Linked DNA regions of Homo sapiens: regions 1 and 3 are each linked to region 2. Evidence: chromatin loops called from intact Hi-C (ENCODE). Cell type or tissue: OCI-LY7. All regions are shown on one strand. Region 1 overlaps SORBS2 (sorbin and SH3 domain containing 2). Region 2 holds the start of SORBS2 (sorbin and SH3 domain containing 2). Region 3 has its middle 67 kb from the start of SORBS2.

The links. Hi-C counts contacts between places; a loop is a spot of excess contacts. Peaks named below come from ENCODE experiments on the same cell type or tissue, not always from the same donor. Only the 100,000 strongest peaks of a DNase experiment are listed, where the experiment ranks them.
Region 1: a loop joins it to region 2, with 6 times the contacts of the local background. A loop is called at or near these places in 4 of 110 quality-filtered maps.
Region 3: a loop joins it to region 2, with 3 times the contacts of the local background. A loop is called at or near these places in 2 of 110 quality-filtered maps.

The regions. Positions count from the first base shown.
Region 1 is chr4:185,728,150-185,733,149 of GRCh38, forward strand. All of the region lies in intron 3 of SORBS2 (sorbin and SH3 domain containing 2), which reads right to left. Among named protein-coding and RNA genes, the nearest start is that of SORBS2, 82 kb to the right of the region's middle. RefSeq lists a silencer at 1,232-1,429. In OCI-LY7, no CTCF peak of the experiment used is centred here; DNase peaks (open chromatin) are centred at 2,432 and 3,082; H3K4me3 peaks cover 1,028 bases; H3K27ac peaks cover 1,154 bases.
Region 2 is chr4:185,809,644-185,814,643 of GRCh38, forward strand. SORBS2 (sorbin and SH3 domain containing 2) reads right to left here and starts at 2,551. Exons shown (of 27, transcript NM_001395207.1): 1 at 2,021-2,551. In OCI-LY7, no CTCF peak of the experiment used is centred here; DNase peaks (open chromatin) are centred at 1,198, 1,438, 2,118 and 2,638; H3K4me3 peaks cover 3,491 bases; H3K27ac peaks cover 3,503 bases.
Region 3 is chr4:185,876,907-185,881,906 of GRCh38, forward strand. It overlaps a transcript of SORBS2 not described here. Among named protein-coding and RNA genes, the nearest start is that of SORBS2, 67 kb to the left of the region's middle. In OCI-LY7, no CTCF peak of the experiment used is centred here; a DNase peak (open chromatin) is centred at 3,075; H3K4me3 peaks cover 1,221 bases; H3K27ac peaks cover 1,394 bases.

The DNA.
Region 1 (5,000 bases), 81 kb before region 2:
AAGGTTCTCCCTTCCATTATGGAGCCTGGAAGGTTTTATGCAAAACCAGTGACTGTGCTCCCCGAGAAAGTCCACTGAGTAGCGTGCTGGACAGAACCTGACCAGGACTCCATGCTTTCAAGCTCTGGTTCTACCGTCTGTTACTTAGGCAAATGTTTTCACCTGACTGTAGGGTTGATTAAGGCTTTTGGCTTGCCCCAAAAACCCCTGTATTTCTGGATGGGAATCAGTTGGAAGTATTTTGCTAGGGTCCTGTCTTTGCCATTCCATCTAGCTCTAGTAATCTTGATGGCTCTTATCTCTTATGCTCTGGATGAAAACTGGTAATACTTCTTTCTCCATTTGTTTTGTGTAAGCATGGTGGTCGGTAAGATGATTTCTGGTGAAGCAGCAAAACCACAGGCTCTTGTTTCTAAATCTGGTTAACTGAATGCCTTCTGTGTTCACCTGTCATCACAAAAGGATGCGCAGGAGCACTCATTATTTTAATCGGAGTCGTTCCTAATTCTAAAGTTAATCATGGCGATTCTCAGATCAGGGAGAAAATTAATTAAGATGCAATGCTATTTTCTTCTCTCCCAGGGTGACATCTCCCAGGTTTCTCATTAAATCGCCCATTTAGTGTTTGGTTTCAGTGCTTTGGAGCCAGGCAGACCAGATGCAAACCCCAGCTGCATGTGCCATTTGCTCCCTGAGGGGCAGAGATGATGGCCTTGCTGCCAGTGGCATCTCCAGCCCTGGAACTGTGCTGGGTGCACACGAGGAGCCAAATGCATGTTTTCTGAGGGGAGTAAGTGGAAGAATGAATGAAGTCAGCCCTTCCATCTCTTCTTCCTTAGCTGTCAAATAGGATGACAAAATACCTATTTGCCAGTGGTTGTTGTGAGGATTAAATCATAGATGTAATGCATTTAGCACAGTGAATGGGCACATGAGAAGAATTCTATAAATGGCGGTTGTTCATCTTCCTACAGGAAGGGCAGATCTCTGAGTCATAGAAATTGCTTCTTATTTCCCACTTTCCTTTATTTCCTTATGTGGTGAAGTATAAGTTCCACTGGTATTCAACAAGTAAAACTCTTGTTCAGGGTAATGTGCTACTAACTTTTAAGTCTGCATATTTTAAAATGAGAGAAAATCTAGTTTTTTCATTAACTTTCTACTCATCTCTTTCTGGGCCCGCTCAGCAAATCCCCGGTTTCAGAGGACTGCCCTGTAAGGAACTATAGACAGGGTTTCCATCCGTATTTCCATTTTCTGAATAAGTAACAAGGGGAACTAGACTCTCAGGGCCTCCTCTGCCTGCTTCGTCCTTATGGAGCTGATGTGGGGAGAACACTCCTCACTGTCCAGTCTAGTGATGACCACAGTTCTGTAGCCACGTGGATCTGTGTACTCGAGGTCAGTTAGTTCCAGAAAATCATCCAGTCTAACATTTGCTCAGATTCCCTAATTTCTACTCTGTGAAAGACAAGGAATAGTACAGCTCTTCAGTTTCCTGGGGGAGTGCTTCATTACTTTTCCTCTTTTTCTTTCTACTTAGTCTAATGACTCAGATTCCAGATGGTTCTGCCTAAGTTTAGAATTATCATGATCTACTTTGTAGAGAGAAAAGAAAACATTTCTTGTACAGTACAACTTATGTAATTTTTTTTCAGGGAAGTGAGAAAAATATAACACGCAGTGTAGAAGAACTTTTGGCTCTAACATTAGATATCAATGTTTCGTATTCTGTCATTGGGGTGTATTGTAATTTACTTATTTACTGTCTAATTCCTTCTGTAGCTAGTGAAGTTTACATTTTCTTTTTTCTTTTTTTTTGAGATGGAGTCTTGCTCTATCGCCCAGACTGGAGTGCAGTAGAGCCATCTCGGCTCACTGCAAGCTCCGCCTCCCGGGTTCACGCCATTCTCCTGCCTCAGCCTCCCGAGTAGCTGGGACTACAGGTGCCTGCCACGGCACCTGGCTAATTTTTTGTATTTTTAGTAGAGACGGGGTTTCACTGTGTTAGCCAGGATGGTCTCGATCTGTGAAGTTTACATTTTCAAAGAATGTTTTAATGATATGGAAAAATATTCTCCAAACAATGATGTGCAAGTACAAGGTACAAACCAGGAAAGTGTAATTCTAATTTTTTTTTTTTAAAGGTCAATATACTTTCTTTTTTTTTTTTTTTTTTGGAAAAGAAATATTCCTAATAATTCATTTAATCATCTGGAGAGTGGGTTGAAGTTTTGTAAAATTTAATTTCTTCATTATAGACTGTATTATTTTAATAAAAGCTTTTCTTTGGTGTCACCCATTGTGTGCAGCACTGAGCTGGGGCCCTGGAGCTCTCACTATTGTCCATCTGGCCGCACCACTGTCAGCACTGCTTTCAATGAACTGTAACAGAATACTGATGACTCAGCATTTCTGCTGCTGACAGGAAGTCCTTGAGCGAGTCTCTTTGTAGTTCCTCCAAGAAAGGATGCTCAGGCACTCCTTGGGTGAACAGCTGCAGGCCATGGAGAGGACAACCGGGTTGCAGTAGTAAGTTTGCACTGGGCTATCCCAGAGCTAGAACAAGGGAACAGGTCAGCCCCTAGAGTCCCAGAGGTCACAGACTTGGGCAGGTCCAGGCGTTAAATGCAGCTGTGCCTTTGGAGCTGGACATCCAGGTACCTGGCTGCCTGCTGGGAACAGGTGAGTATGTATCAGCCATTGTGAAGCCTCAAAAGGCTGCAGCCTGACGTAGCTGCAGATCAGGCTGTACCCAAATTGCATTGTTACTGATGAAATAATTTTTTAAAAAACCAATGGTATCTATTTGAGCATTTTCCTCATGGACACCATTCAACAGAATGCTGTTCTCGGGGAACAAATGACTCATGCAAATGACTATTTTCTAGGTTTTTCTCATGGTCAAGCAGCCATGATCTTTTTATAGCTTTATTTTATTTTAACTCAGTCCCAATGGTTAATTTAAATCCTTTCTTTCTTTCATCAATGATACAAAGAGCTCACTTTACTACAGTCTCATCTTGACAGAGTCAAATGCAGAGGCTGTAAGGCTGCCCACCTGAGGAGGAGGAACTGGAACTTAGGAAAACAGCTCAGATGCTTCATGCAAATGAGGAAGCTCAATTGGCTTCTATTGAAAATACCTCACGCATCATTTTCTCTTGTCTCTACTTGCCAAAATATTTATAAAATATCTTTGCCCTGCCATACCTAACTAAGCCTCTTGGAATTTATTTTTTCAGTGAGATTCTCTGATGCAATAACCAAGCACTGGCTTTTAGAAAGTGTTCTCTCCCCCTCCCTCCCTCCCTGCCTGTCTCTCTCCCTCCCTCCCTGCCTGTCTCTCTCCCTCCCTCCCTGCCTATCTCTCTCCCCCTCCCTCTCTCCCTGCCTCTCTCCCTCCCTCCCTGCCTATCTCTCTCCTTCCCTCTCTCCCTCCCTCCCTGCCTATCTCTCTCTCTCCCTCCCTGCCTATCTCTCTCCCTCCCTGCCTATCTCTCTCCCTCCCTATCTCTCTCCCTCCCTCCCTGCCTCTCTCCCTCCCTCCCTGCCTGTCTCTCTCCCTCCCTCCCTGCCTGTCTCTCTCCCTCCCTCCCTATCTCTCTCCCTCCCTCCCCGCCTGTCTCTCTCTCTTCCTCCCTGCCTATCTCTTTCCCTCCCTCCCTGCCTGTCTCTCTCTTTCTCTCTCTCTCTCTCTCTCTCTCTCTCTCTCTCTATATATATATATATATATATATATATATATATATATATATATGTCTGTTTCTCTGTCTCACTCTAGATATACAATCAAATCAGTGTGCAGATGGAGGACAAAGAGTATCACAAAATTATTATTGTAACTTGTGGATAATAAATTTCAAAATCTGATGTCTGTGCTCCAATATCTGACCTCCTTTTTTGCAAAATATGCACATGTGAAACCTGATTTACTACTGAGGAAGTTAACCCTTTCCTTTTGAAAGTAATGCATCAGTAGAAGATGGAAAGTTCAGTGGAGATGGGTGATCTTCTCAATTATGTGCATGAGAATAAGTAAACTCCCAGGCATTCCGTCACTCTCCAAAGTCAGAACAATCAAGAGGACACATCAGGCTTTAGAAAAACTCATTCCCTTGGAAGATAATCTCAATAGCATGTGTGAATAGGAAGAGCATCAAAGTGTGACCGAGAGAGTGTCAGAGAAGAGTCACCTATTACAAGCATGATCATAGTACTTAGGAAAAAGTAAGTTCCAGGCTTATGTGGATATTCATATAGATATTTTCCAGGGTTTTAGAGGTTCATGATTTCTCAGGGAGACCAAAGTGCCTATGTGACTGTGAGGGGTTATTAGTCCTCTGGGTTCTGGCTTTACTCAGAAATAGCCTGGACCACATGGGTCAGTCCTGCCCCACAGACATTAGGCCCCCTCCTGGGGCCCCTGCAGAGTGGGTCAGTTCTGCAGATGTGGGAAGGGATGAGTGTTGGGTTTGGGAACCAAAGGCTGTGTGTTGAGCTTACAGTAGACAATTTGGAGCTGCTTCTTGCTTAGAGATGACCCAATATCCAAAAGTAGCTATTGCGGGCAAGTGGTGTTCCCCAAAAAGGTATGTTGAAGTCCTTCCTCACCCCCAGTACCTGTGAGAGCGATCTTATTTGGAAACAGGATCTTTACAGATGTAATCCAGTTAATTGAGGTCATACTGGAGAAAAGTGAGCCCTAAATCCAATGACTGGTATTCTTACATGGAGAGAGAGATTTGGAGACAGATCCATAGAAAGAACATTGCGAGACAATGCAGGCAGAGATGGGTGATGCTGCCATAAGCCAAGGACTGCCAGCAACCACCAGAAGTGGGAAGAAGTGAGGAAGGATTCGCTGCTGGAGCCTTCACAGGCAACCCGGCCCTGCTGACACCTTGATCTCAGACTTCTACACCCCCACGTAGAGTGTGAGACAATAGATTTCTGTTGTTTCAAGCCACCCAATTGGTTGCACTTTGTTGCAGCGCTCT
Region 2 (5,000 bases):
TTATTAACTATGGAGATGCGCTGTACAGAATTGAACTTAAAATGGTCATCTGTGTATAGCATGTCATCTTAAAAGGTTACTAAAATAGGAAAGAACTTGCACAGGTATAAAGTGTGTGCCATTCCTCCCGTGGGCTAAGGGTCTTGTCTCACTTGGTGCCACTATCAATGCAACAGGCACAGCAGTCGGGTGTGCCCTGGATATTTCTACACCTCATTCTTCTAAAAGCTCCCCCAAGAAAAATTAATAGGAAATCAGGTGCTTGCTGCAGGTCTTTGCACTGTGTCAATTCTAAGAAATCCTTTGGCAGTGTAAAGCTTTGAAGGAAATTAAATTGGAGAGAGATTTTCTCTACCTTTCATTCAGCTCATATAGAATCCCTTACTTAGCTGATATTTTTGCTCATAGAATTGGACTCAGAACTAAGTCTGTTCATTTAGCTTTCCTTTGAATGTTAAACATAATGAAGTACAAGGCCGTCACCTCACCATTTTATCCCCTACAACCCGCATAGGCGTACACTTATCACCAAACGTTTGCACATGTTTGGCTCCACTGAGATTCTTAGTCTCTATCTTTATATTTTGACTATTTTGACATTTAGAACAAAAGTTTGGAAAACTATTCTCCTACTGCTTTAGCATTCTCTTATCTTAGGGCTTATGAACATTGCTACATCTCTGAAACAGGCGGTTCCTGCCCATATCTATCAGTGAAAATTATACTTAAAATTCTGAAGAGACTCATGTCATCCAGATTTTGGAGGAAAAAGGTAGCAAATAAAAATATACTTCTTAGAAGTAGATCTCAGTTACTACTTATTTTAAATTTCACAGTAGATTCCATCTTTTGTAGATAGGGGTTTTGTTCAAAGTTTTTGACCAAACATTTTTATTAAATATTTTCAATAGTATTATAAGTGATCTGACATTTTTGGTAACAAAACAACCAAAGAACTGACTTGAGTAAAGCTGAAATGTTGCTGAACCAGAATCTAATCCTTACTCCGTCATTTTCTTACCAGGGATTTTGATTTGACTGACCAGTTTCAATCCACAGTAACAGCTTTGTTCCTAAGAGACTATAAATCAAGGAAATACTCACTACCAGGCAATTCCTCCTGCAATTCGGGGTCTGTGCTGTTATTATGAAGCAACTGACAGCAAACATTTGCTGCAAGTATGAGCGCAGATTTGGATGAGGTGTGCGGTGTTTTTGGTTTCACTCTTTATCTCTGAAACCTATCTGCTTGTGAGAAAAATTGTGCAAGAAAAGAAGTTTTACTGCCACATACCTCAGCTGTCCTAGAACTCAATGCAGAGGCTTCGCTTCCTTTCTTTCCTTGGATTCTGAGCCGGGGGAGCACAATGGGGGTCTTGTGCTCTGGGCCAGCAAGGCATGCAGATACTCGGAAAGGAGGTGTGAACGGCTTCCAATACCTACACTGTTTGCTTTACAACTACCCCAACTAAATCAAACAGGACACCAAGACACTCAGTCCAGGGTAAGCAAGTACAAAATCCACTGGCTATTATGACCCACATAGAGAACAGAATTCTTCAATTTAAGTGTGTACATAGCTGTGTTAAGAGTTAAATAAATCATTTACGAGGCTTAAAAAGAAATGCTTCTCATGTAGTTCTTTTTCATGTAGTTCTCTGAATACAAGTCAAAGTGCAGGTCACGAAAGAATCCATTGTTCACAAGCGAGAAATGTTGTTGGCTGTGAGGACGGTTCAGAACAAGCCATCGTAGTCTGCTCAAACAGTAAATATTGGTTTTAAAACCCCAAAGCATATCGGTCATGTTTTTTATCTTCCAATTGCTAGAACCAAAATTCACTGAAACAACTCTATGTCTCTGATACTATTTTCTAGAAATGTGTGTGTATGCGTGTGTGTATGTGTCTGTGTATGTTTGTTTGGTAAATCCAAATCACACAATCAACGTAAATCTTTCAGGCTAAGTTTTGCCCCAGTTATTTTTATGCTGTGCTTTCAAAAAGGTCAAAAAAGCTTACCTCTGTCAGTGTACTGGGACGCTCAGGAAGCCCCTTCTCCGCCTCGGCCTCAGCGTGCAGACATATGCCCTGGGAGCCCACAATCTGTTAACAGGAAGCAGGTAAACCCGAGAGCGTCCGCCTGCGTTCCAGTCCAGTGCCCGTCCCAGCACACACCTGCTTTTTCAGACCTGCCGCTCATATGCCACAGCCACGCACAGGACCAGCGTTAGCAGAGTGCAACACCCTCCGTTTGGATCCCTCGTTTTCAGGGTAAGCAGCTAGGGAGCTGCTGAGATAATATTGCAGGGAAAGCTTGCCTTCCCAAGACAAAAACCTTTGCTGCTGCCTGATAGCAGATATGCAGCATTATCACTCTGCATTCCACATTCTCCAATCAGCTAATTGGAACGGCAGTCAACAGCCTGTCCAAAAGGCAGCTTGCAGGCCTGCGTGGCTGTGATCATTGTATACTAACATGCCCATTGCTTCTCTCTTCCCTGAAGAGATGTATAAAAGAGGCTTCTTCCAGGGCGAAGCTCAGCAGAATATGCCACACTGTTTTCCATAAGTAAAATGGCTGGTCCTCTCAGCTCTGCTGCAGACAGCTCATTGGGTTCCACTGGCTTTTCGTAGCCATAGCAACAACCAACAGACAGACTTAGCAAGCATGGCTGATCATGTGCAGCACACTCACACAGCTTGTTAATTTCTTTTCATCAAACTCATCATTTTTTTGAGGAGGGTAGCTTCTGTTATCTTTCTACACATTTCACCGATAGTGCAAGTGCTCCGATTTTTCTGCTCTCCTGAAGAACTCTTTTTTATATGAGCCGGGGCTATGTATGAAATCGAGGAAGTGAAGCCCTATTAGTGGCTATCCAGGTTAATAACATGCAAATCACTTAAGAGACCCTAACTGGAAGCATTGTCAAAACAAGCCCCACCTTCCAGTCATAGAATGAGTGCAGAGAGCTGCAAACGGGAGAGTTACACTTTTTGTTTTTAAATGATAATCTTAGAGCCACTTAATTGAAACAAAACCCTGTGAATTGCTATATAGGGTCAGAATAATAACTAAATCAGGTAGACTATTTTAATAAGATCTTTAAATATCCATTTACTTATGGCTCAACTTATCTGATTACTTTAAGATGCTTTTTATGCAATTTAAAATAGAATTTTTAAAAAATCCTATTGCTTCTACGGCAGAAAATGATTCTTTAACTCAATCTTATTTGTAAATTAAAAATTCTTTTTAAAAAATCCGCACCTAATTAAAAATTCTTTGACTTTAAACATTACCTTCAAGGCAAGAATAGTTTTACTTCCTCAGTAAAATGGATCACATTCCACCCGTCCATAACATTTCACCTCCTCTGGGAATCTACCATGATTAATGCCATGAACAACGTAAATCTTCTGCAGAACCCCCAGGCTTTTCTTCTTTTTCAGGACTCTATCACCAGTCATATTCTATCTGATATATTTCCAAGGCACTGTCCCATTTATTTTTGTTTCTAGCAATCTGTTTCAAATAGTTATGTTAACACTTTGGACTTGTAAATATAGATGTTCTATTTGCTAAGTAGTCATTGATTTAGGATTCCGTCAGTATTGCGTTTCCCTACCCATGTTAACACTCCTGCCTTCAGTATTAATTCCCAAATTTTGACTGCATAGGAATCCTGTGGATGTAGATTTGGGGATGCCCGCTCCCCTTCCTCCCCAACCGGATTCACATTAGGTAGGTCTGAGCCACCCAGGGTCAGCGTATCCATGGAGGACAAGTGGGTGGCGCTTTCCTGCTTGGGAGAGTCCTCACCGCTTCAGATCGCCTCCAGCCAGCCTACCTTTTCTCACTGAAGTTCCCTTCCCTGAAGTTATTTTGCATTTGCTGTTGCTGAGCGTGCCCCTGCCTTCGCCCTCAGCCTCCCATTCTACTATTCACTGCCCACGTTTCAGAATCCTGCATTACACACCATTTCCTTGCCCTGCAGATGCTGCTACTATTAAAAACCTTCTCAATCTGACTGCTCCTCGCCCCAGCACCTTTAACCTCCATCCCAATCTGCCTCCTCTTTTATCTTCCAACACCTGGCCCAAATGGACCACCTCACTCATGACTCTCCCAGGTGGGGTCTGAGCGACCTCTTCTGCGACTCCCCTGTACCGGGGTCCACCTCTGCTATTACAGGCCTTGTCACGCCCTGGGACTTCTTAGCAGTTCTCCTTTTATGTCTGACTCCCAGACTGTTCTATCAACTCTCTGGAAGCCAATCTGGTCCATGTCTTCTTTGCCCTCCATGCTTGGAATATTCTAATTTCTCAATGCCTCTAAATGAGGACCTACGACACTGTATGAATAGGGACTGATGACTGGCTGGTGTGAAATCTGTGTTTTAATTTACTTTTCAACATCACACATTTGTTGACTCATCACTTCAGAAGAACTTCAGTGATTTTGACAAAATGCTGGCATGTTACAAAAGGATATCAAGAAAACTCTAGGTGCACTTGATGTTTTAGGGTGGCTTTTCTTTTCATTGTATCTCTGAAAATGTCTTTATACCCTCACACTTGATTGATTGGTTGGCAAGGCATAAGAATCTCTGGCCGTGGCTCACACCTTTATTCCCAGCACTTTGGGAGGCTGAGGCAGGTGGATCACTTGAGCCCAGGATTTGAGACCAGTCTAGGCAACAGACTGCATCTCTACAAAAAAAAAAAAAATCAAACAAACAAACAATTAGCCAGGCATGGTGGTGCACGCCTGTGGTCCCAGCTACTCGGGAGGCTGAGGAAGGAGGAATGTTTGAGCCTGGGAGGTCGAGGCTGCAGTGAGCTGTGATCACATGACTGCATTCCAGCTTGGCAACAGAGGGAGACTCTGTCTCTGTTTTTAGTAGCAAAACAAACAAACAAACAAACAAACAAATATCTGAAGTCATTTTCCTTTGGAATTTCAAAGGCCTTCATCCTTCTTCTTGTATCTCCTCCT
Region 3 (5,000 bases), 67 kb after region 2:
TTTAAGAATCAGAAAATGTGTTGATAAGGTTAAAATAACAAGATATTCTCTTAGTTAATTGCTTTTAGTCATGGTTGTAGCTTAAGCCTTTTTCTGATTTTGAAATGCAGTTTCTCTTGGATGATGAGGCCATAAGTCAGAGATCTGCTTCAATAAAAGAATAAAATTATCCATAATAACCTCTGGATCATGAAGGATAGAAACATAATTACATTTCCTTTAAAAATAGCTTGCTGGAGGCACAAATAAACAGCAGCCATAATAATGTCGTATATTAATATAACCATCCAGAAAAGAACCAGAAAGACAAAACCTATTATTATAATTTACCATCTATTAAACATATTAGCTATAAAATTAAAGGCTGATCTTAAAAAACATTAAAGGTTGTTTTTTTTAAAAGAGCCAAAGTAAGCAAAAAAAAGAGATTTGTTTAATAAGGTTGCTTTTCTCAAGAAATTAATGCAGTTATGTAACAATTCAAATGCATTTGCAAACTATACCAAACTTCAATGTTCTCTAACTATTCAGAGTACACAAGCAATCAGCATCACATATATTTGATTTAATCATTGAAAATACAGCTATTTATTTTAAATCATAAAATGAAAAAAGTTGGATAATCATATACTGAAAAGATAGAATTCTGTGATAATTGCTCATTAAAAATAGAAATTAGGCCAGGCATGGTGGCTCACACCTATAATCCCATCACTTGGGGAGGCCAAGACAGGTAGATCACCTGAGGTCAGGAGTTTGAGACCAGCCTGGCCAACATGGTGACACCCCGTCTGTACTAAAAAAAATACAAAAAATTAACCAGCGTGGTGGTGGACATCTGTAATCCCAGCTACTTGGGTGGCTGAGGCAGGATAATTGCTTGAACCCAGGAGGTGGAAATTGCAGAGAGCCGAGATAGCATCACTGCACTCCAGCCTGGGTGACAGAGTGAGACTCTGTCAAAAAACAAAAAAAAAAAAGAAAGAAAGAAGAAAGAAAAGAAAGAAAGAAAGAAAAATAAAGCAACTCTTTACCCAAAAAAACAAAAATAAACAGTATCCTAAAAGGCATAACATTACAATATTTCCAGTTAAAATCAGGAACTAGGCAGAAACATGTTCCACGGCTGTTAAAAGCCTTGAGGATTTTAGTACATATGATTAAGGTAAAATCTAATTTCATAAGCATTGAAAAAGAAAAGAGCCAATTATCTCCTATTGCTGTGATACTATTTTGTACCTGGCAAAACAAGTGATTCTAGCTAAAGAGAAACTGAGAGAATTAAAAAAAGAATTTGCAGGTATACCAGATAAGTGTTTTTGAATAGGTTTTCTCTATTTTGGCAATTAAGTAAGAGTGGAAACGTGAAAAAGTAAGCATTAACATGATCTGAAAAGCAATACATTTTGTACAATATCCATATATGAGGATCACTATAAAATCTTATTTAAAGACCTAAAAGCAAAGCAAGTGTGTGATTCAAGCCCACCTCTCCGCACTTCACCTCGTCCCTCCGCCTTATTTCCCCATCTTGGTAAATGACACCTCCATCTACCAATTTATTGAGTCAGAAGCCCAGGAGCCGTACCTGGCGCCTCGCTTTCCCCATCCCCATATCCAAGCCCTCAGCATGTCCTGTGGACTTTGCCGCTAAGGACCTGCTGAATAGAACGATCGCCCATCACCTCCAATGCCAAGCCTCCACTCAAGCGGATCTGGTCTCTGTCCTGGACCCCGGGATTCCTTCCTGACTGGGACCCGCTGACACTCTTGCTCTTCTGCATTGCGCTTTCCACCCAGCACCCAGGGAACTCCACACCTCACATCTGATTCTATCACTCCCCAGTGGAGAGCCCGATTGCTGCTGCCTGCAGTTACAGCACAATTCCAGTGCCTCGCCTCAGCCTACACGACCTGGGCTCTGCTCCCTCCCAGCAGCGTCCCCGTCCACCCTCCCCACTTTCCGTGTGTGGCAGTAGGCCCATCTTCCTGTCCCTTGGTTAGACCAAGCTCACGTGGCTGCCAGAGCTTCCCATCAACGCAGCAGCTAGTTCAGCACCAACTCTCCAGTCGCTTTCTATCCGTTACTCGGCTTTGTTTTTGTTTGTTTGTTTGTTTGTTTTTAATTATTATACTTTAAGTTCTAGGGTACATGTGCACAACGTGCAGGTTTGTTACATATGTATACATGTGCCATGTTGGTGTGCTGCACCCATTAACTCGCCATTTACATTAGGTATATCTCCTAATGCTATCCCTCCCCCCCCCCCACCCCACGACAGGCCCCGGTGTGTGATGTTCCCCTTCCTGTGTCCATGTGTTCTCATTGTTCAATTCCCACCTATGAGTGAGAACATGCGGTGTTTGGTTTTCTGTCCTTGCAATAGTTTGCTGAGAATGATGGTTTCCAGCTTCATCCATGTCCCTACAAAGGACATGAACTCATCATTTTTTATGGCTGCATAGTATTCCATGGTGTATATGTGCCACATTTTCTTAATCCAGTCTATCATTGATGGACATTCGGGTTGGTTCCAAGTCTTTGCTATTGTGAATAGTGCTGCAATAAACATACGTGTGCATGTGTCTTTATAGCAGCATGATTTATAGTCCTTTGAGTATATACCCAGTAATGGGATAGCTGGGTCAAATGGTATTTCTAGTTCTAGATCCCTGAGGAATCGCCACAATGACTTCCACAATGGTTGAACCAGTTTACAGTCCCACCAACAGTGTAAAAGTGTTCCTATTTCTCCACATCCTCTCCAGCACCTGTTGTTTCCTGACTTTTTAATGATCGCCATTCTAACAGGTGTGAGATGGTATCTCATTGCGGTTTTGATTTGCATTTCTCTGATGGCTTTGTTTTTCTCATGAGGATGCACAACTCTCTGAGCTTCTATCTGTTCACAGGTGAAACACCCTCATGCACACTGGAGCATCAGCACGGTGAGGGCAGGGCGTCCACGTGTCTTTGTGCCCTGCTTGACCCCGTGCTGGGACCTTCTACGAGAGCCACGGTGACACGTACAGCAGATTTCCGGGACACGGCAGTTGTGAAAATAAAAGAACGAAAGAATGAACAAAAGGAAAGTGAACACTTCCCCATTTTATAGATTGGAGAGTTGAGGTTTGGCGAGTGATGTGAATTATCCATGATTACGTAGCTGAGGTTTGGCCAAGTGCAGACTCCAGATGGTTCTGTCTAGTTCTGCCTCCCAGGGCTTTCCCCTGTGCAGGCTGCCTCGACCCTGCCTGACTGCCGCCTGTGTCTGAATCTCTCAGAGCCGTCTGTCTTAAACAGGAAGAGACGGCCTTTATATACTGTTTTCAAGGCAACCCACTCCCATTTAATGTTAGTCTAGATGGTTGCAGGTGTATTTTGTTATGCTGGCTTCTGGTTTACTCTGCATAGTCGGGGAGCATGAGAGGGGTGATATGGTTAGCAAATGCCTTTGAATTGTTACATAACTACATTGATTCCTTGAAAAAAGCCATCTTATTAAAACAAAACAAGGAATATTATGCCTTGTTGAAGCTGACCTATCAAAATGTAAAAGAAATAAAGTAATGAATGGTGTCTTGGAAAAAACAGTGTTTTGTTATTGTGTCAGTTATACCTAAAGACAAAGAATGTCTTGAAAGCATATTTTTAAATCAAGAAATGTTAAACACTGAAAACTATTACAAAATCTTCTACAAAAGTAGCAATATAGTATTCATCAATAACTAGGATACTTTTAAGTTTCTCCTTGATATTTTCTCACCCCTTTCCATCAACAAACATTGTGCTTAGGACCAGTGGCCTTTCCTCTCCTGCCAGGCTTTCAAAGTACGGAAAAGCAAACAGAACAGAACACTCGAATTTCAGCTCATAGGCTGGAAGCAAATAGACTGTGGTCAGACAAGGGCTGACAGGTTCGGAGTGATTTTCCTCATTTGTGATAGCAACTAAGAGATCTGGGAAGTATTGTCTGTGGTAGGCATAAGCAGGATGAAAATGGCATGGTAGCTATGTAGACACAGCACTGAGGTGGAGGAGAAGGATGAAGAACAGAAGAGGGGATGGGGAGAAAAAAGTGAAGAAAAAGAGAAAGGAAGGAAGGATGATACAGGAAGGGAAAGGAAGAAAAGAGGAAGGAAGTTGCTGAGCAAAAGCTTGGATTTAAAAACTAGTAAAATTTTATTAGCATCATGCAAGGACTTAGTAATGTAATATCATTGAAACAAGGTCAAACATGGTTAAATAATAAAACTAGGGGAGATTGTAGAGTTAAGGAAATTGAGAAATTAAATAATAGCCCTTTACAGAACAATACATTAGAGACAGCAATCAACATATGAGAGTGAAAGCATGGGAAAGGAGATTAAAGAAATGGAAGCTAGACAACAATGATCCAAATAAATAATATTTCTCAAAGAAGAAACTATTATAGCACCAAACCTTCTTTTTATAAGAATTTTGTACCAAGGATAATTCTCTGAAATAACAGAAAGTGCTCCAGGAAAAGTGGGTACAGAATAATTGACACCAAAATACTTTCTTTCAAAATTACTTGACATCAAGCATGAAGAAAGAATTTTCAGACATTCAGACAAGAAAAAAGAAAGGCATCTACAAGTGGTGAAAAATTTAGGCTAACCATAAATCTCTAGAGAATTCAGGGACTATAGCACGAATTATTTTTGAGAAAAAATGCCAACAACTTCTGACGATGAAATCCGGTGAAATATGTTATTCATCCAAGCAAAAATGCCAGGAATGGAGAAGCAGTGGTGAGAGAATGGGTGTGAGGATTGATTCTTTCTTTAATTTGAAACTAAAACTAAATTATTGTGGGAATTTCTGTTACAGAATTTAAGGTGTTATAATCCTGGCAAAATAAACATAACAATGTAACCAAAGCATTAGGAGGTAGGGGAAGAAAAAAGAAGAAGTATAAAATTGTTAATGTTGTTTATCTTTCATATGATTGAGTTTATCAATAATATCTAAATTT